2 separate regions of the Homo sapiens genome follow, and region 1 is linked to region 2. Evidence: chromatin loops called from intact Hi-C (ENCODE). Cell type or tissue: thyroid gland. All regions are shown on one strand. Links, peaks and the distances in the headings refer to the core of each region. The heading gives the core; the rest is flanking DNA.

The links. Hi-C counts contacts between places; a loop is a spot of excess contacts. Peaks named below come from ENCODE experiments on the same cell type or tissue, not always from the same donor. Only the 100,000 strongest peaks of a DNase experiment are listed, where the experiment ranks them.
Region 1: a loop joins it to region 2, with 2.1 times the contacts of the local background. A loop is called at or near these places in 61 of 110 quality-filtered maps.

The regions. Positions count from the first base shown.
Region 1 is chr2:119,818,111-119,829,125 of GRCh38, reverse strand. All of the region lies in intron 2 of PTPN4 (protein tyrosine phosphatase non-receptor type 4), which reads right to left. Among named protein-coding and RNA genes, the nearest start is that of PTPN4, 64 kb to the right of the region's middle. In thyroid gland, for the core only: CTCF peaks have their summits at 2,547 (motif pointing right) and 5,177; a DNase peak (open chromatin) is centred at 5,195.
Region 2 is chr2:119,689,767-119,700,781 of GRCh38, reverse strand. It overlaps a transcript of TMEM177 not described here and the pseudogene RPL17P15. Among named protein-coding and RNA genes, the nearest start is that of TMEM177, 16 kb to the right of the region's middle. RefSeq lists enhancers at 1-121, 1-574 and a silencer at 2,944-3,093. In thyroid gland, for the core only: no CTCF peak of the experiment used is centred there; a DNase peak (open chromatin) is centred at 5,343.

The sequences.
Region 1 (11,015 bases), core at 992-8,991, 130 kb before region 2:
TCACTGACAAACCACAGAAAGAGTGAGATAAGAATTGGAAACCTAAATGGTCAACAAATATATGGGAAGAAAAACCCAAAAAACACAATGAATAAAGGGTGGTGGATAGTGGACATTCTTACCTTGTTTCCAGTTTCAGGGGAAAGCTTTCAGTACAGTCATGTGCCTCATTAACTGCTTTTCAGTCAATGATAAACTGCATATACTATGGTGGTCCCAAAAGATTATAATGGAGATAAAAAATTCCTATCACCTAGCATTTACTATCCTATACTTTTTATTGTAGAGCCTTCTACTTATGTAAAAAAGAAAGTGAAAAGATGTTGGGAAAAGCAAGTGAAAAGATGTTGGGAAAATTCACTAACAGAAGGTAAAACCACAATGAAATTCTACAACATAAGCAACAGAATGGCTAAAATTTTAAAATATAAGGTATTTTTGAAGATGTGGGACAAATGCAGTCTCATAAACTGCTGGAGCATACATACTTATAGCCACTTTGGAAAACTGTTTCACAGTGTCTCCTGAAGCTGACCCAGCATTTCCACTCTTAGATAATTGCCCAACAGAAGTATATGAATATATTCACCAATATATGTATTGTAAGACTGTTTAGAGCTACAGTATTCATAGTAGCCCCAAAGTGTACAAATCAAGGGTCCACCAACAGTAAACTGAATAAATTTTGGTATATTCATGCAATGATGCATTTTACGTTGCTATGCAGCAAATACACCACAATGCTAAGACAAATACACAAACATAAACCAAACAAATATTAGTATTACTCATGGTTCTGTGGGTTGACTGGGCCCACATGGCGGTTCTCACTTGTGGCTACAGTTAGACAGCAGATAGTAAAGTCATCAGAAGTTTGATTGAATCTGACGTACAAGATGCCTTGCTCATATGGCTGGCAACTGATGCTGACTGTTGGCTGGGAGGTCAGCTGGAGCTAATGACCAGAGCACTGACATATGGCTTCTCCATATGGTGAGAACATCTCACAGCATGACAGCTGAAGTCTAAAATGGACTGTCCCCAAGAGTGTGTGTTCTAAGGAGACCCAATTGGAAGCTGCAAGGCTTCTTATGACTGGGAGCCACAAAGGGTAACTTTACTGTCAGGGTTAAAAGTGAGTCACTTAGAAGCCAGCCAAGATTCAAGGGGTGAGGGACTTTACAACGGTGTGAGTATCAAGTGTACGTGTAGGGGGCCATCTATTGACACTAGCTACCATAAATGAAGTATTATACAGCAATGGGGAAAAAATACTTAGATTGAACTACATATATGAAATTGCTTATAATTACAACCTATAAAAACACAATCTCATATAGTTTAACTCAATAACATTCAAAAACAAAAACAAAACTAGACTATAATGACAGACCTCAGAATGGTGACTACTTTAGGCAAGAGACAAATAGTAACAGTAAGGAAGCACAACGGACGCATCTGAAGTACTGGTAATATTCTATTATCTCGATCCAGTGATAGTTTCACAGGAGATTTCACCTTATAAATTCTTGTCTTACATTTAAGATTTGTTCTTTATTGTATATATGCTATACTTGTAATAAAAAGTTATTTCTGGCCCACTTGCACTGCCAAAATCCTCAATAAAATACTAGTTCACATTCATTCAGAATGGGAAGAAGTTTTTGTTTGACCAAGGAAAATTAGCAAGTAAACAAACAGCTCAGTGGAGACTCTCATGTAATGCTGATGCACACAAAACTTGCAAATTTTACTTTATATTTTAAATGCTCCCTACTTCAAAGTTAGTACTTTGAAACATTCTACTTTCCCTCTTTGCCTTCCTTTAAAGGTTAAACTCAAATAGATTTCCCCCCAACAGGGTGATAAAAGATTTGTGAATCGGTTTGTTGATGCAGTTATACCTATTTATCCATTGTGTGATTAGTATCTTCAAGCAACCTTCAAGTATTCTCACAACGCACACTATCAACTTAGGAAGCAAATGTGTATGTATAGGGGTACGGCTACAGACAAAACAAAATCACTTGACTCAACTTTCTGAAGAAGAAACGCCTAGTTAGATCAAAACTGCAGCTAAAAAACTATTTTATTTTTAGAGATAGGGTCTCACTCTGTTGTCCAGGTTGGAGTACAGGGACACAATCACAGTTCACTGTAACCTCGAACTCCTGGCCCAAGCAATCCTTCTGCTTCAGCCTCCCAAGCAGTTAGGACTACAGGTGCATGCCACCATGCCTGACTAATTTTATTTTTTATTTTTGTAGAGAAGGGGTCTTGCTATGTTGCCCTAACTAGTCTTGAACTCCTAGCCTCAAGCAATCCTTCTGTCTCGGCCTCCCAAAGCACTGGGATTACAAGCGTGAGCAACCACACTCACCTAAGATTATTTTAAAAATTTACTCATCAAAAATATGTTATTGAATATTAACCTTAGAGCACAGTTTTCCAACTTTGACACTGTCAATATTTTGTATTAGGATCATTCTCTATTGTGGGGGATAGGGGAGGGATTGTACTGTGTATTGTAAGGAAGTTTAGCAGCATCCTTGGCTTCTAGCCACTAGAGGCCAGTAGCACCCACCATCCAACTGTGACAACAAAAAATGTCTACAGACGTTGCCAAATGTCCCTTGGAGATTGGGTTGGGGAGATGCAAAGTCTGCCCCATTTAGGAATCATTGCTTTAGAGTTTACAGTTCCTTTAGAGTTTATAGTTTCCGGTAAGGGCTCAAAAGCTCTTGCTAAACACTATCCTTGTACAGATTATTTTCTCATTCAGCTTTAGAAAAACACTAAACAGAAAATCCTACTCCATGAGTGAGGAGAAAAATAAGTATAGTGCAGCTAGGTTTTAACATGGATTTTGATTCTGTCTCACTTGGTATATGCAATGAACAAATAGGAAAATGTGTTCTATAAATATATGGCTAATTATAGAATGTTAATGAGGCCAAGGCAGTCTCCATCTCTCCCAACTGTGTTTCTCTGTAAGGCCAGAGAATATGTGCATCAGAACTATCTTGTGTACTCATTTAATATATACACACCTGGGTCCCAACACAGACCTATAAAATTGAGGTGGAAAAGCACCAATCTGAACTTCTAATAAACCTTCCTTAGTAACTTACTATTATATTCTTATGTTCAACAAAAGATAAGAAAAACAGCATCACAGACTATTTAGTCTTTCATGGCCATAACTTTTAATTTTTAAATTTGTGTCACTTTTCACAATGACATATAGAGATGAAACAGAAGACCATCCAATTGATAGCAGATGTTGTGGGAAATAAAAACACCAGTTTGAAGGGTCAAAGGGCTTGGATTGGCAGAGCGTGGTGGCTCACACCTGTAATCCTAGCACTCTGGGAGGCCAAGGTGGGTGGATCTCTTGAGGTCAGGAGTTCGAGACCAACCTGCCCAACATGGTGAAACCCTGTCTCTACTAAAAATACAAAAATTAGCCAGGCGTGGTGGCAGGCATCTGTAATCCTAGCTACTCGGGAGGCTGAGGCAGGAGAATTGCCTGAACCTGGGAGGTGAAGGTTGTAGTGAGCAGAGATCACACCAGTGCACTCCAGCCTGGGCTACAGAGCAAGACTCCCTCTCAAAAAAAAAAAAAAAAAAGGCTTGGGTTCTAGCCTGGGCTCTACTGCTTAGCACGTGGCTGTGGGCAAGCCGCAAAATCCCTGGATTTGATTCCTCTATCTGTAAAAAAGAGGTAACTGCCCCACCACATTGTTACTGACAAGAATGAAACAAGTGTGAAAAGTGAAAACTCTGTGGACATAATAAACACACATTACTATTACTTCATAGATATTAATACCTATGACTAAACGGAAGGCCATATCCCAGTAAAATTACGGTAATATTAATCTGGATATATAAAAAAAAGCTGTTTCTACAGAAACATACTCTAAATATTATTCAAAACTATTAAAACTAAAGCATATCTCAGTTAAGCAAGTTGATAGATGGACAACACATTGAAAAACAAGATAATTTCCACAAGTTGAAAAGCTGGGAGAAGTTATTCAGTTTATAGAAATAAGTATATACGTAGGAAAGACCCTATACAACTACCAAATAAAAACTTGCTTTCTTTTAATATGGCTTAAAAATGTTTATATTTGGCCAGGCACAGTAGCTCATACCTGTAATCCCAGCACTTTGGGAGGCCAAGGCAGGCGGACCACTTGAGGTCAGGAAATTGAGACCAGCCTGGCCAACATGGTGAAACCCTGTCTCTACTAAAAATGCAAAAATTAGCTGGGCGTGGTGGCACGTGCCTGTAATCCCAGCTACTCAGGAGGCTGAGGCAGGAGAAGTGCTTGAACCTGGGAGGCAGAGGCTGCAGTGAGCCGAGATCACACCACTGCACTCCAGCCTGGCAGACATAGCGAGACTCTATCTCAAAGAAAAAAATGTTTATATTCAACTCCTTACATAATAATAAAGGAGTCATGTCACCAAAAAGAAAATCACAGTCCCAAATGGGTATCTAACAACAGGGCTCCAAAATACAAAAGATAAAAATTATATAACTGAAAGAAATAGATAAATGCACAATTATACTTGAAGACTTCAATGCTACTCTCTCGATAATTGATAGAACAAAGTTAAAAGAAAAGCAGCAAAGATATAAAAACACTACCGTGTGCCTGTAATCCCTGCTACCTGGGAGCCTGAGGTGGGAGGGCTGTTTAAGCCCAGGAGTTGGAGACCAACCTGAGCAACACAGAATGTCTCAATTTTTTTAAAATATAAAAACAAAAATACTACTAACCAACTTAACCTAACTGATATTTCTAGCCCTTTCCACCGCCCTGCCTCCCCCCCAAAAAGAGTAGAACAGACATCCTTTTTAAGTGCACATGGATTATTCACCAAGATATGTCATATTCTGGCCCTTAAAACAAACCTTATCAAATTTAAAAGAACTGAAATCATACAAAGTATGTTCTCTAGCCATAACAGAATTGAAATAGAAATCATTAAGCGAAAGATATATGGAAAATCCTCAACTATTTGAAAACTAAACGACATACATATAAATAATGCCTGGGGGAAACAGGAAGTCTAGCGGGAATTTGGAAAATATTCTGAACTAAATGAATATGAAAAGACAACATATCAAAAAGATATAGTTATAGCATGTTGTCTTTCCACAGAGTCTCCACATGGTGGCCTCAGGGGAGCCAGACTTCTTACAGAGCAGCTAAAAGTTCTTCGAGAGTGAGTTTACCATAAAACAATAGCAGAAGCTGAAGGGTCTTTTCTAAGCTAGCGAGGGAAGTCATGCAACATCTCTTTCAACAGATTCTATTGGAAGAAAACGGCACTCATAAAGGCTCACCAAGGTTCAAGTAAAGGGAATACAGCCTCTCTCTCTCAGTAAGAAATATTTCGAAGATTTTAAAACCACCACTGAAATCTTCAGCAAACACAGAATTTGAGTTGTGGAAAGATATCCAAACTAGAGATAACAGATACCACAATCTTCAGCAACCACGAAATAATTGAAAGTGAAAAGATACAAAAGACAATAGTAAATCCTCAAGGAATACTGATATGTAAGAAACAGATGGGCTGGGCACGGTGGCTCACGCCTGTAATCCCAGCACTTTAGGAGGCCGAGGCGGGTGGATCACGAGGTCAGGAGATGGAGACCATCCTGGCTAATATGGTGAAACCCCATCTCTGCTAAAAATACAAAAATTAGCCGGGCGTGGTGGCGGGCACCTGGAGTCCCAGCTACTCGGGAGGCTGAGACAGGAGAATGGCGTGAATCCGGGAGGCGGAGCTTGCAGTGAGCGGAGATCGAGCCACTGCACTCTAGCCTGGGCGACAGAGCGAGACTGCGTCTCCAAAAAAAAAAAAAAAAGAAACAGATGAAGTATATCCAGAATGTGATCACAGAGAAGAGAGCTTTCCTTGAAATAAGGAGCAGTACCAGTTTTTAAAGCTCCTAGAGGTCAAACAAAATGAGCCTTGATAAACTGATGAATTTCTTAACTAGATAATAATCACTGAGGAAGCAGTTACAGTAAAAGAATAAAGGTTGAGATAAGATTGCAATATTTAGGTGCTTGATTACAAACTGGTTAAGGTGACTCTTGTTATAGTCCCCAAAACACATGTAAAATAGAAATGGGGGGAGAGGCAAACTTCAAAAATAAAAACTTGATTTTAATTAAAATACAAGAATGTGACTTCAAATGTCATGGCAAACCACCATCCACTGTTGTTAGTCTTCTAAAGGAAAAAGAATTAATAACTTACTGTTCAAAAATGCTTAAACCTACAGTTAAATGTGATGGACTGAAAATGTGTTTACCTTTACTCATTCCTGAAAGCCCACTAATTTGAGGGGGAAAAAAAAAGAAGGAATGTACTAAAAACATAAAAACCACAAGAACAACAAAAGGAGAGAAGATATCGGCTAAAGAGATACTAACACACAGGCCGGGTGCGGTGGCTCACGCCTGAAATCCCAGCACTTTGGGAGGCCGAGGCAGGTGGATCACGAGGTGAGGAGATCGAGACCAACCTGACCAACATAGTGAAACCCCGTCTCTACTAAAAATATAAAAATCAGCTGGGCATGGTGGCACATGCCTGTAGTCCCAGCTACTTGGGAGGCTGAGGCAGGAGAATCACTTGAACCCGCAAGGTGGAGGTTGCAGTGAGCTGAGATCACGCCACTGCACTCCAGCCTGGGCAACAGAATGAGAATCCATCTCAAAAAAAAAAAAGGGGGGGGGAGGGGATACTAATACACTTTGGAAGATAGAAAGCATGTGGAAGAGACAGCAGAGCTAAACACCAAATACCTGCAGAGAAAGATATCAACAGGAAGCAAATCAAATATACAGAAAGGCTCAAACATTGGAGGATAAGTGTGAGAAACAGCAAGATAAGGCATGAGGCTAAAAATGGGAAAGGAAGGTTGAAGATCCATGTAGGGAACAGTTGTGTCCCTCAGTTCTCAATCCCATACCTCCCCTGAATTATTCTAAGATAAACTGAAGTGGCTTCAAATCTAGGGACATCAAGCATAGTGGAAAGCAAAAGAGTGTCATATTGCAAGCTGGTGGATTTCATGCACAATCTACATGAAATTTAAGCAAAAAAAAAAGTGAAAAGGAAAACACGTTTTAAATGTCTACAAACAATACGTCATACATAAACAATCAGGAATTGAAATAGTATCAGACTCCTCATCAGCAATATTAATAGAAGGCAATATTTTCAAAACTCTGAGAAATTATTTCCAATCTAAAATTCTCTACCCAAACTATCAATTAAGTCTAGGGTAAAACTTAAGACATTTTCAAAAACGAAGGATATAAAGAACTAGCACACATCCCACACAAGATATTCTTGATGAAGAAAAATGAAAGTCATCTCACAGTGATTCAAAGTAAGTGATGTCAAAAAATACAGTGAATCCAAAGTTGTAAATTAACCTAGTGCTAAAATTAAGTACCTATTTAATGTATCAAGTGCCTATCAACATCCAGATTTTACATGAAAAAATTAAATAATTGCAAAAGAAAGCCAAAACTACATGCTCTGAAGTTTATCATAAACAAATCAAATGAATCATCAAAAGGAAATGTCTGCACATTCAAAAAAAAAAGTGTCATAATACTATTACTAATTCCTCACATAGTACAGCTGTCACTTTTCTTGGTGGAAACCAAACTGATACACTAAAAATTATAGAGGCCAGAGGCGGTGGCTCACACCTGTAATCTCAGCACTCTGGGAGGCCCAGCTGGGCAGATCACGAGGTCAAGAGATTGAAACCATCCTGGCCAACATGGTGAAACCTCATCTCTACTAAAAATATAAAAATTAGCTGGGCATGGTGGCAGGCGCCTGTAGTCCCAGCTACTTGGGAGGCTGAGGCAGAAGAATCACTTGAACCTGGGAGGCGGAGGTTGCAGTGAACCGAGATCACGCCACTGCTCCAGCCTGGTGACAGAGTGATACTTTGTCTCAAAAAAAAAAAAAAAAAAAATTATGGATAGAATTCAAAAGGTAAATGGAAAAACAGAGTCATAAAATGTCACTAGGAATAATATTTAAGAGGAAGAGCTACTATACTGAATTACCAAGAGGATAAAGGAGTTTCAGGATAAATATTTTCAAAAGTAAATCTTGCTATGTGTGCATACATGTATACGTGTATACATATACACATGCAAGTCCAGCTTTACATACACACACATGTGTGTATGTAAAGCTGTGTATATATATATGTAAAGTATACATATATATATGTGCAAGTCCAGCTTTATTTTAAACATTTGGAAGCATAATTATTAAGTCTAATTATTGAAAAGAATGTTAAATAATAAGGGCAAAGACTCAAATAAATGGATATTACCTTTAATATGAAACCAAATTCCTGATATACAGATACTGAACTATCCAATTTGAGTTAGGAATAAACATTATGAATGGTGGGTTCAAAGATAAGATGCAATTTCTTCTCTAGAGTATTATGATCAGCAGAGCACATCCATCAACATCAACACCAACACCAGCATCTGGGCAAAGAGCCAGACCTTCCAGGTCTTCCCACCAGGGCTTCCTTGGGGGATTCTTGAATCCACATGGGAATCAGGACAGACAATTACCCAGGGGAAGCAGTGAGGCAGCAGAGAGTGAGTCATGTAGCTTCCTTATGTGATAACTATAACTCTTTCTATGCTCACCAACTCCATTCCAATGAATACTGAAAGTTTCTTTATGCAAGTACTAGGAAGAAAACAGAGCTATGTCATACATCCTTTCCCAAAGAACAGATCACATCTATCACAGATGGACATGCTATTAAATGAGCTTCAGGAGAGACATACAAAGCACTATGATGGCAAAAATATTTAAATGATTATTCCCTTCAAGAATATGAAATAAGTCAAAAGGCAGCACATTTAAGAGCCAAATAGGCCAGGCACCGCGGCTCATGCCTATAATTCCAGCAGTGTGGGAGGTCGAGGTGGGAGGATCACTTGAGACCAGGAGTTAGAGACCAGCCTGAACAACATAGTGAGACTTCGTCTCTAAAGAATTTTTTAAATTAGGTGGTCATGGTGGCGCATGCCCGTAGTCTCAGCTACTTGGGAAGTTGAGGTGGGAGGATTCCCTTGAGCCCAGGAGTTCAAGCCTGCACTAAACTATGGTGGTACTACCACATTCCATCCTGGAAGATAGAGCAAGACACTGTCTCTAAACAAAACAAAAAAAACAACAGCCAAGTATTCCTTACACACTGTGAATACAGTAGAGAAAAAAAGGGCATAGGCTAAAATATTTATGAAATATTTTTAAGATGCTAGATATGTAAACAAACAAAAAAGTTAAATAATTAAGCATTAATAATTTATCAGCCAAGGACAGAAGCTTCTCTGACAACGGCTATGCCCAGATCAACTTGTGTGAAGGTGCATCTCAAATGTTGCAGATGAAATCTTCTAAAATATCAAATCCATTAGCCCAGCTGTTTAGGGTTCCATCTTTGGAAAGCAAGGGCCATTTCGATTTTATAAGATGAATATATTTACTATTATTAACTGAGATCTAAGTCCTATTTGGCTCAACTATCTGGGTCAAGTAAACAATGAATCAGAAAATACAGCAAGTAACATGTTAAATGTTTCAAATCAAAATTCACTGATTATATAATGAGATACGTTTTCATATTTTAAAATAATGAGGATTTGGGGTTCTGATCATATAGAGTAGCTGGTATTGCAATATTCTCCTGTTACAAGCATCTATAAAAACCGGACCAAATATAGACCAAATAAAACATGTATGTAACATTTACAAGCAACAGATACCAACCAACACAGGGCTATGATCTTTGGGAGAAAAGGGCAGATGAATCAAGTCTCACGCTGGCTTTCTCCTTGGGGGCACCTGCCAAACCATACTGTGGAGAAACAAAGCCCAAGCAGACAGTGGTAGTCCTGCTAGGATAAGAAAACTAAAATTAATGTTTGGGGTTGCTATGGTGCCAGGGTTTTGGGGATAGGTTATTAGAACTGAGAAAGTGAAAGGAAAAAAGCTATAAAAATACACATGAAATTGCCCTTTGGTCCTTACTTGCTTCATAGGATGTGCGTACACAGGGTTAGAATTTCTAGGAGAAAATAGCTGTTAACTAAACAGAGATTTCAGAGGTTGTGCAGTTCTGAGAAGGTGTGGTCCAGGCTCGGAGGAGAGATATCTTGATGAACACCTTAGTCACTTAGTTGAGACCCTAGACAAACTCTGTCCTAGGAGTAAGAACAAAGGTGAAACAGACCTATCTTAAAAAGCTTAAAACTAATCTCCATAAGATCAAAGTAATCTGCTGGCTATTTAACTGCCTGCCATAATATAATTCACTATTATTTAGAGGGACTTAATAATCCAGAGCTCCAACAAATAAGAGTCCAAACCTTTCCTATAAAGGGCCAGAAAGCAAATATTTTTAGGCTTTGAGGACACATAGTCTCTGTTGTACATTCTCTTTAAAAACAAACAGAGGCTGGGCATGGTGGCTCATAGCTGTAATCTCAGTGCTCTGGGAGACTGAGGTAGGAGGATTGCTTGAGGCCAGGAGTTCAAGACCAGCCTGGGCAACATAGCAAAAACAATAACCTTTAAAAATGTAAAAAACCATTCTTAGCTATAGGCCATGCAATAACAGCCAGAAGGCTGGATTTGGCCCATGGCCATAGTATGTTGTCCATTACTCTACATTTCACTCACTATGTTCAATATACAACGACAAATTAGCAGATGTGTAAAGCAGGGGAAAGTGACTGACAATCAAGAGACAAGACAGTCAATAAAAACAGATTTAGGGGTGATGTAAATATATGTGTAGACAAGGAGGCTCTAGCTTACCACTCCTATTCAACATAGTATTGGAAGTTCTAACCAGGGCAATCAGGCAAGGGAAAGAAAAAAATGGTATCCAAATAGGAAGAGAGGAAGTCAAACTAACC
Region 2 (11,015 bases), core at 1,989-9,988:
GGAAAAACTGCCTTTAGTGAAGTGACACTTGCCTAGGAGCCAGGAGACCTACAAAATGGTGTTTCCATTTTACCATAGGCCAGGTCTTGTCATTGAATCTGGGAGGCAGAAGTAAAGAGAAAAGATCATGGCCTTTGCAGTTGATGCTGCCTTTTGAAACATGGCCCGATGGTGGGTGCAACTGTAGGTAAGTTCTTAACCCTTAACCTTTCCATAAGTCTCATTTTTCTCATCTGCAAAGCAGACAATCTCCCCATTGCAGTGTTGTGAGGATTAAAGGAGAATATATATCAGAAGACCTAACATAGTACCTGTTTGGCGTATGGAGATGGGGCATTCTCTCCATGTGGACAAGCTCGAGTTGACCGTTGCTTTAAATGTCCCGGAAAGCCAAGGACAATGCCACGGGAACTCTCAGGCTCCCAACAAGAGTAAACTGAAAGAAACAATGATACTGGCCTCACCTTGAAAGTCACTGGCCTGCAGATTCCCATGGCACCCAGCTTCCTGCTTGTTCCCTCCCACGATCCATACCCCAAGTACACCCACCTCTTGTTCCCATTCCTGTTTCCTGTTCCTTCTTTCTTTCTGTTTCCTTTTAATTGCATTTATTTTATGCTGAATTTATTCCAGAGCCATACGTTTTTGTTTCTTTAGTTTCTTCTGCGCTAACTTTTTCTTCTGGGCAACCTCCTCTTCTGGTTTAGGAACAATTTGTTCCTTTTCAGTAAGGATGATCTCGATGTGGCAGGGAGAGCTCATGTGTGGGTTAATCAACCATGAGCTCTCTAAGTCTGGAGGGGCATTTTACGTGCTTTATTCACCTGGATGTGCTCAATGACCAAAGAATCTACATCTAAACCCTTAAGTTCAGCATTGCTCTCTGCATTTTTAAGCTAGTGCAACAAAAACTCAGCACTCTTTTTGGACCACTGACCTTGTGTCCAGCCTCACTTCTTGGCCTGGGCACTACCAACTCCCCCATTGTAACATCAGAATGGCACTGATATGGTCTGGCTCTGTGTCCCCATCCAAATCTCATCTTGAATTGTAATCTGCATTGTAATCCCCATGTGTTGGGGGAGTGACCTCTTGGTGAGACAGCCAGGTGGGAGGGGGTCCCTGGAAAAACTCCAACCGGCTTGCACCCTGGGGTGGAGCCTTGGGAAATTCACTCCTTTTGCAGTGGGGAGGAGCCTGGCCCCTCCTCTTCCTGTGTGGAACCTGGGATTCTAGCTGCGGGTGGGAAGCACCCTAGTAGGGACTCTAGCCTAACAAGACAATGGAACCCTGTCTTACTCACCATTCAAATTGTCTGCGAGCCTGAATTTTCGTAGCTGTGGGACAAAGAGCCCTGTCTTTAGCTGAACTAAGGAAAAGTCCTGCCACAGTGGGAGGGGATTGGATCATGGGGGCGGTTCCCCCGTGCCGTGCTTGTGATAGTGAGTGAATTCTCACGAGATCTGATCGTTTTATAAGGGGCTCTTCCCCCTTCACTTGGCACTTCTCTTCCTGCCATCTTGTTGAATAAGTCCTTGCTTCCCCTTCGCCTTCTGCCATGAACGTAAGTTTCCTGCGGCTTCCCCAGCCATGCTGAACTGTGTGAGTCACTTTCCTTTATAAATTACCGAGTCTGGGGCAGTTGTTTATGGCAGTGTGAAAACGAACTAATACAGGTACACACTGTCTCTGTAAAGTGACATCGTTCAGACACTTCGTGGCTTTTCATATAAGCACACCCTTGATGACCTGGGCAGTTTCACAAGTGTCCTTTCTTTTGGTTTTGAGACAGAGTCTCACTCTGTCGCCGAAGCTGCAGTGCAGTGGCATCGTGTTGGCTCACTGCAACCTCCGTCTCCTGGGTTCAAGCAATTCTCCTGCCTCAGCCTCCCAAGTAGCTGGGATTACAGGTGCCCACCACCACGCCTGGCTAATTGTTATATTTTTAGTAGAGACGGGGTTTCACCATGTTGGCCAGGCTGGTCTCGAACTCCTGACCTCAGGTGATCCACCCACTTCGGCCTCCCAAAGTGCTGGGATCACAGGCGTGAGCCACCACGCCCAGTCTCAAGAGTGTTCTTAAAGTGAACACAAAGATGGAAACACCTTGATTTGCAAGATTTAGTAGGGTTTTCTGGGTCAAATGAATAGCGAACCATTTTCACAGATCATCTCAAGCCACTTAGGAGAAGACCCCCATCTGCTGTTTCACTTCCATCCTAGGTTCCTCTTCACCCTGAAGTTTGGTCATTAGAACCAGTGAGCCAATAACTTGCTTCCTTACCTCCTGTTGTTCAGCCAGGATGTCTTGGCACCTGTGTGCAAGCTGCTGGGGCTCAGAAAATTATACCTCAAAGTATGGTGCTTCGGTGTGCTGAGCACTTTTAAATGAAAGGAAGTTGGAAGGCCTTAGAAGCGGTCTCAGAACCAAAGACTTTCTAGCCTTCTCTTGTTTCTTCCCCCAACTGTGCAGGGAGGGGATCTCTCTGAAGTTCCCTCCAGAAGGAACACTTTGACCCCCTTCCTAGGAATCTCATCAAATAAGCGGAAAGATTAACCACGGGAGAAGAGAAAAGAATAAAAGTTGCTACCACACCCAGGCAGACTTTTCATCTGTTCTTCTGAGGGCCACTCCAAGAGATTACCGGGGAGACTTTGCCTGCAAAATAAGGCAACCTTTGTTCACCGTGAAGTTCTGCCCTCACCTTCCTGCAAGTTGGCATTGCCTCCCCTGGAGCTCAGAGGAACTTCATCCCAGGCTATTGTCTGCTTTTTAGGCTCATTCATTTCCCCTAAAAATAATTTATTATGCCTCAAAATTGCCTATGTTCCCCCACCTCCCTCTCCCCTATGAAGAGGGTGCTATTTAAGCTCCAGCCATCTGGCCCTTCTTTGAGCCTCATATTTTGTATGGCTCCTGTGCATACTTGCACATTCATACATTTGCATGCCTTTAATCTGTCTAGTATCGGTTCATTTCAGTGAACCTTCAGAGGGTGGAGGGGAAGCCCTCAGCGAGGTTGCTGTGAAGAGGAGGGAGACAGAAAGCAAGGAATCCAGAGTGAGAGAGAGAGAGGAAGCTGAGGGAGCCACGACAGCACAGACAGAGGGGAGGGGTGAGGAATCGAGTAGTTTTCTGGGAAGGGGGGCCTGCAGTGCTTTAGGCAGAGGGAACAACATGTGCAAATATCTGGAGGTAAGAAAGAATAGCCTGGACTTCGTTTTGTTTTGTTTTGAGATAGAGTCTCTCTGTTGCCCTGGCTGGAGTGCAGTGGCTCCATCTCAGCTCACTGTGACCTCCGCCTCCTAGGTTCAAGTGATTCTCCCGCCTCAGCCTCCTGAGCAGGCACACACCACCAAGCCCGGGTAATTTTTATATTTTTAGTAGAGATGGGGTTTCACCATGTTGCCTGGGCTGATCTCAAATTCCTAGGCTCAAGTGACCCACAAGCCTTGGCCTCCCAAAGTGCTGGGATTGCAGGCATGAGCCACAGCACCTGACCAAATAGCCTGTACTTCTACAGAGCTGGATCCCTAAAGCAGGCACATGTGGAGACGGGAAGTGGAGGCAGACCCTGACCCTGCAGTCCTGTTTAGGAGTTTGGTTCCGTGTTTTGTTGTGGTTCAATTCAAGGCAAGTTGAGTGTGACCAGCACCTCTGGGAACTGTACCTTTGGATCTCTTGAGGAAGCCAAGGTGTGCTGGAACTGTCAGCACCAGCCTGCAGCTGGTCAGCCAGGTCTGTGTCTGGCCATGTGAGAATTTCCCCAGGGCAGGGTGCTTCCCTCAGAGACCGGAGTAGCTGGAGAGACAATGGATTTCAACAACAGAGTGAAGCTAGAACAAAAGCTTCCAGACACAGGTGGGGAAAACTCCTGTCCATCCTTCACAAGACCCTATACAATCTGGCCCCTTCCCCCACCTCCCCAACGTCATTTCCACTTCTCCCTGCCTCCCCGACCTCCCTGCTCCAACTTCAAATGTGCCAGGCCCGCTCCTGCCTCAGGGCCTCTGCCCTTGTCTCCCCTCTGCCTGGAATGCTCTTTCCCCGGATTTCCACTTGGTTCACTTCCTCTTTGCTCCATCGTCACCTTCTCAGTGTAGGCTGTCCTTGGCCACACTGTTGAGAAATGCATCTGCCCCCTATACCCAGCCCTTCCCATCCCTTGTCCCACTGCTGCCCTGCTTATCATCCTGGATGCTCTATAATGACTTATTCCTTGTTTATTGGCTGTGCCTCTCACTAGAATATAAGAGCAGGCATTTTTATCCATTGTGATTTCTCTAGGGCCCAGAACAGAGCCTGGCACATATCAGATGTTCAATAAATGTGTGCTAATAAATGAAGGGTTGGTGGTAGGGATGTGGCAGGTTTGTGTGAAGCACTGCCCCCACACCGTGGTCACCATGAGGTCCGTGACAAATGATAATACCAGCAACAGACCTTCTCCCCAGGTCTAGTCCTACTGGGGTTTACAGTACCCTCAATAATGACCTCAACAGCTGCCACCCAGCTACACTCTTCCCTTGGTTCTAGTTTAATCCCTGAGGACTGAGCTCTGCCCTCATGCTTTTGAACAGCTGGGATTTCTGAACACTGTCCCCATTCAGGCTGCCTATACCTCACTCATGCATTAATTCACTGCATGCCTCCTGGGCCAGGCCCTGTAGGATGGTCTGCAGCCACAGAGATGAGATGGTCACAGCCCCTTGCGCCTCTCCCTAGTGTGGCTCACCCCTGAGGTCTGAGCTTGCCCACAGACTCAGGGCAGCTGCACACCTTTTGTTGGGTAAATCAAACAGTCCTAGGTTTCAGGCCAGGCTGGGCCATGCTTGCAGTGGGCCCCTGCAGAGCCAGTCCCCTTCTTTTGCTGCTGAGGCTTCCCAAGGCCACACAGCTGGATGGGGGCAATGCCAGGACTCAAAGCAAGATGCACGGTCAAGGCCACTGCCATTTGTGCTATACACCACATCAACTCTGTAAATCCACTCTCAAAAGAGGATCAACTGTGTACAATTTACCACCCCAGGGTGCTGTGAAGTTCAAAAAAATAACATATATGAGAGTGTTTACAAACTGATAAATATGTCTTACAAATCTGGACTTTTCCCCAGAGCCTTGCGCTGTGGCTTGTACATAGCGGGTGCTCACAAAATGCTTTTGGGTTGGATTCTCAGCCCGCAGGCCTCCCTCCATGGCGCTTCCTCCCCACCTCTCTGCCCTTGCTCCATCTCCCATATCCCCCACCCACTCACCAGTCACTGAGCACTCCAGCGGACCAGGTGCCCAGCCAGGTGCCCAGGATGCAAGAAGGAAGGCCAGGCCCTGCCTGTGAGACATTCACAGCCCAGTTGGGAGAGACAGACAAGGAAGCAGACAAAATGCAGTGTGAAAAGTGCATGGCAGAGTGTGCCAGGCTGCCATGGGAACAGAGGGGAGGGCTCGTAACCACAAGAATGAAAACAGCTCCTTACATCTGTGCATTGCTTTCTGCTTTTCAAAGGGCTGGGTGTGAAAGGTGGGGGAGGGATAGAGAATGAAGACATGGCGTTTTCCCAGTCCCATTTGTCCACATTCCGGGGCTGTCACCTTCGTTGAGCTTATGCTCTTTCAATGGAAAGGACACAGAGAGACTCTTTCCTACCCAGAAATGAAGGATTTTTAGCAGCTGTGTTGCACAATCATTGCCCGATGTTTGTTTTTCAGAAGGGCTTTGCCGTATCCGCTGACACTGAGCTGTAAAGACCCAAGCATTAAAAATTTGCAGCGCTGCCTCCCAGGAGCAGAATTCTCACCTCTGCTTAATGAGCCACTCCACACGTCCTTCTAGCTTAGTGCCCAAATGACATGAATTGTCCAAATAGAGTGAGTGAGCCCTTGTGGTGGTTTGGCTCCTAAGTGTGGCATATAAGCAGGCTGGGGTAGGTGATGCTGTGGTAGCAACTCCCAAATCTGGGCCTTAAAAGTACAGAGGCTTATTTATTGCCCTGACACAAGCACATGATGCAGTGGGCTCTGCTCCCCGCCACCCTCACCGGGGGCCCAAGGTCTGGGGCCCCATCAGGGGCGTGTACGACAGAGAAGGGCACCTTGGCTCTCAAATGCTTTCGCGGGGAAGTGACCCTGCGCATATGAAATCCACCGGCCAGAGCAGTCATGTGGCCACACCTACCTTCAAAGGGGCCAGGAGGAGGATGGGGACAGTGCCCGGCCAACAGCACTGTTGCACACACAGGGTCCAGGGCAGAGCCCGCTCCTGCACTAAACTCCAGCCCTGCTGTCTCTGAGGGGCCCTAAGGCCCTACTAAGAGCTGACCCACTCTCCCCACACCTCTGCTTCAGATATGCTGAGAATCTGGTGGGGGCAGTGAGTTAACATCACCCTTATTTAGGCTGGACTTCCAAATGCTGCCTGAGGGGTGTGTGTGTGTGGGTGTGTGTGTGTGAGGTGAGGTGAGTGGTGTGTGTGGAGGTATAGTGTGTGTGTGTGTGTGTGTGTGGTATACCACACAGGTGTAGTATGTTGCACATGTGTGGTAAGTGTGATATGTATGTGGTATGTGTTTGTGTTGTGTGTGCATGGTATGTTGTGTGTGGTGTGTTTGTGTGTTGTGTGGCACGTTGCATGTGTGTGGTACGTGCAATGTGCGTGGCATGTGGTGCATGTGGTATGTGTTTGTGTGTGCCATGTGTGTGGTGTGTATGTTGTGTGTGTATGTTGCATGTGCGTGATGTGTGTGGTATGTGTCATATGTGTGGTATGTGTAATGTGTATGCGTATGTGGTGTGTGGTGTATGTGGTATGTGTTTGTGTGTGGTATGTTGCATGTGTGTGTGGCTTGTGTGATGTGTGTGGCATGTGTGATGTGTATGTGATGTGTGGTGTATGTGGTATGTTTGTGTGTTGTGTTTGTGGCATGTGATGTGTGTGGTGTGATGTGTATGTGGTATGTTTGTGTGTGATATGTGTGATGTGTATGTGTGTCTTCTGTGACTGCAGCTGGTGGGCAGCGGTCATGTGGGTGGGTCACGTGGCACCCACAGGAGCCCTTTGCTTCAGGTGTGGCTGAGGCCTTTTTCCTCAGGCTGCATGGGCTTGAGAGGCTCTGCCCCCAGGTATTTAGAGAATGTCAGCCTCAGTGTTGGCTTCCCTAAAAGTAGTGAATCTTGACCTCTAGGACACACACGGGTCAGCTCAGAGAGAAGCTTGTGCAGACAGCAGCCTCTGGATCTTGCCTGTGGACGGTCTGAGTGGCTCCCAGGCCAGCCTGAGACTGCATTTAACAAGGGCCAGGTGGTGCAGACGCTCCTTCTCCAAAACCTGACCCAACTTCACTCCGCATCTTCCTCTCGGAGGAAGTTTTAGGAGAGACCGATCTTTAGCAATGAGGCCTCTGGCCAGCTCTGTCATACAAGGACAGAACAGTGACCGCATGACTGAGATGCCCATTCAGGGCTCCTGGGTGCCCTGTGTGCTACTGCGTCAAACCCACTCCCCAAAAGCACCCTACTACAGGGTGGGGCACCCCAGGGTCTCCAGGGGGGCTTTGCTGCTCCACAAAAGGGTGCTGCTGTGGCCCCTACCTCCTCACTGCGGCCACGGCCTTGACCTGTGACCCCCTACCTCCTCACTGTGGACACAACCTGGACAGGGAAACAGCACAGGCTTCACGTGTGGATGCTACAGGTCCCCATGCCGGCCCCACTGCCTTCAGCTTTGTGTAGTGGACCTAACCTCTCTGAGCCACTGCTTTCCACAGGGACCTGGGGACAAATCCCTGCCTTTTTTTTTTTTTTTTTTTTTTTTTTTTGAGACAATCTCGCTTTGTCACTCAGGCTGGAGTGCAGTGGCGTGATCTCGGCTCACTGCAACCTCTGCCTCCCGGGTTCAAGCGATTCTCCCACCTCAGCCTTCAGAGTAGCTGGGATTACAGGTGCCACCACCACACCCGGCTAATTTTTGTACTTTTAGTAGAAATGGGGTTTCACCATGTTGGTCAGGCTGGTCTCAAACTCTTGACCTCAAGTGATCCACCTGCCTTGGCCTCCCAAAGTACTGGGATTACAGGCGTGAGCCACCACACCCAGCCTACCTGCCTTTCTCTAAAGGATTCATGGTGGCTGAATGAGAAGGTGAGGAAACAGCCTGAGGCACTGTGTGGGAGCTGGGATGTTGTTCTCTGAAAGAAGTTCCAGCATGGAGCTGGGCAGAACAGGCCAAAGGGAAGCTTCACCTCAGGTGAGGCACCAAAAGCCAACTCTGCCACCTCTGTGGAGGGCCACCCCAGCGCCGACCTCGTCAGGGGTTGGTGGGAGCTGCTGTTCGCCTGGGGACATGGCCTGGGCTACACCTCACGGCTCCCTCCTCGGGCCACAGGCCTTCACACTGGCTGGATCTCTCTAGCTGTGTCCAGGCTTTCTTCCTCCTGCCCTTTGCTGGGCTGTCAGTTCCGCCTTCCCCAGGTTAATGCAACCTCTGAAAAATTCAGCAAATCTCCTCTTGCTCAACTGAAGATCTTAGGAGGCAAAACAAAATCGATTCATATGGATGCAAGCATTTTCCCACCAGCTGCCACCAGCTCAGGCACAGATGGCTTCTGACACCCATTTGGCTGACAAGGAAAGCCTTAGGGCTGCATTCAAAATGGCTCCAACAGGAGTTGTTAGGAGGTAGAGGAAGTGAAGGGTCTCCAGGCTTAGGAGAGGGAGGCACTGACGGGACAGGATGGGAAGCTGTGGCCCAGCTCCCGAGTGGTCTTTGCACCTGTGACATCGGTTGTGCTTCCTCTGCAGGGGTGGAGTCCAGACTGCGAGGCTGGGCCATCTGCAGGGACCAGCACAGGACAATCAGGTGTCAGGACGTGGGCACGTGGCTCCGGACCTGGGGATCGGTGGCTGAGGGCAGCCTCCAGCTGCTGCCACAGCAATGTCACCAGGTGATGGGGACCTTTCAGAGGAGCCTAATCCAGAGGGGACAAGACTGGGGTCTGCAGGCCTTGCCGCAGCAGCCTCTCCCATGTGGCCCCCAGAGAAGTGTGTGCTGAACTGACCTTGACACGTCAGGACCTCTGGGGCCTCCCCACACGCCACACTCCCTTCCCTTCTCTCACACAGGTCATGTGTCCAGCAAACACTTCCTGAACAGCGACATGGTCCAGTACTGGGAAGAAGAGGTGGATGTGGCCCACTGCTGCCCCTTACAGAGGTCCCAGCTGGCAGGGGCGTCAGCAACATCAATAAAACCGTACTGGGTGCTTGAGAATGTTGTGTGAGGCAGTGCTGCCAACCCTGACTCACCTCCCTGCCACCTGAGACATCTCCAAAAGTATCACCCTGGGCCAGCTCTAATTCAGTCACTGCTTGACAACTGCACCTTGGGCAATGACTGGTGAATGGAAACTATGCTCCGTTTCCTCAGGCTTTAACTCTGTGCCAGGCACTGTCCAAGGTGCTTTAAAAATATTCACTCAAACCAACCCCAGGGGCTGGGCACTGTCATTATTCCCATTTACATATGAGGGAAGCTGAGGCACGGAGAAGCTCAGGAACGTGCCCACAGCAGTGAGTTGCAGAGCCGGGATCTTAGCCCGGGTGGTCTGGCTCTGAGGCCAGAGGCTGCCTGGAGAGGCGCCCACAGATTTGCCCCCCGGCAAGGGCACCTCAGTGGACTCCAGGCTTCCAGGACTCTGATTCCAGATCCTTCCTGCCTCAGAAAATCAACAAAGACATGCATGCTTCAGGCCTGCAGAGCTGCTCACAGCTATGGAACCAGAAGGGCCTTCCCAATCTGCTGTGCTTAACCCTGAAGTGGACCAGCCCAGGGACCTGGGAAAGTGAGGGTGTCCCTGCTGTGGGGGAAAAGGGCTAGGACTTTGGTCTTTCACAAGTGGATAAAATTAGGGAAAATTCAACACTGACGTTGATTTCAGGTCTTGGAAAACCAAGCCAGTGAGCTGAAAGTGTCCACCTGATGCGGATGGGTAAAAGCGAGCATAATTCCAGCCAGGCTGTGAGCTGTCCGCGCTTAACTAGCGAGCCAGCGTCAAGGGGTTAAGACTCTGGCAGGTCTCATTTGATGATGACAATGAAGTCTATAAACACGCAGGATGTGATGATAGAGCAGTGACACTGCCGTCCGTGTGGCATGTGGACGCCGGCTCCCTCCCTCTCTCCACGTGGGCTCTGCTCCTCAGTTTGCTCCTCAGGCCCAGGCCCCAGCTTAGGCCCTGCAGCCTTTGTAATGCTTTCAGGGTTTGGCATGAGCACCCTGTCCTCACAGCCTGCTGGGGAGAGGGTAGGAGAGGTATGGGGTAGGGGTGGGCTGTATTAGTTCATTCTCGCATTGTTATAAAGAACTACCTGAGACTGGGTAAATTTATAAATAAAAGAGGTTTAACTGGCTCATGGTTCCACAGGCTGTACAGGAAGCATGACGGCTTCTGGGGAGGCCTCGGGAAACTTACAAACATGGCGGAAGGTGAAGGGGAAGCAGGCACGTCCTACACGACTGGAGCAGGAAGGAGAGAGCGAAGGGGAAAGTGCCACATACTTTTAAATAACCAGATTTCGTGAGAACTCATGAGACAGCACCAGGGGGACAGTGCTAAACCATTAGAAGCCACCCCCACGATCCAATCACCTCCCACCAGGCCCCACCTCCAACACTGGGGATTACAATTCAACATGAGATTTGGTTGGGGACACAGATTCAAACCATGTCATGGGTAATAACAAGAGTCTGGGTCCATTGCTATGACTTACCTTTGACCTCTAGCGGGGAGCAAGGCTCTTTGGGGAGCAAGGGCTCTAGGGGGCTGAGACTGGAAGAAATCCAAAGCTAGGGTGGCTCTGAGTCCAGGTGGCTCTGGACTTCTTACAAGCCAGTCCTCATCACTCCAACCCTCTGTTGTTATAATAGTAATAATATTCCTTATAGAATAATAATCCTTTATATTAAATTCTCTCTGTTCACATTACAGTGTGGTTTCAATCTCTTGGTTGGACCCTGATAAAG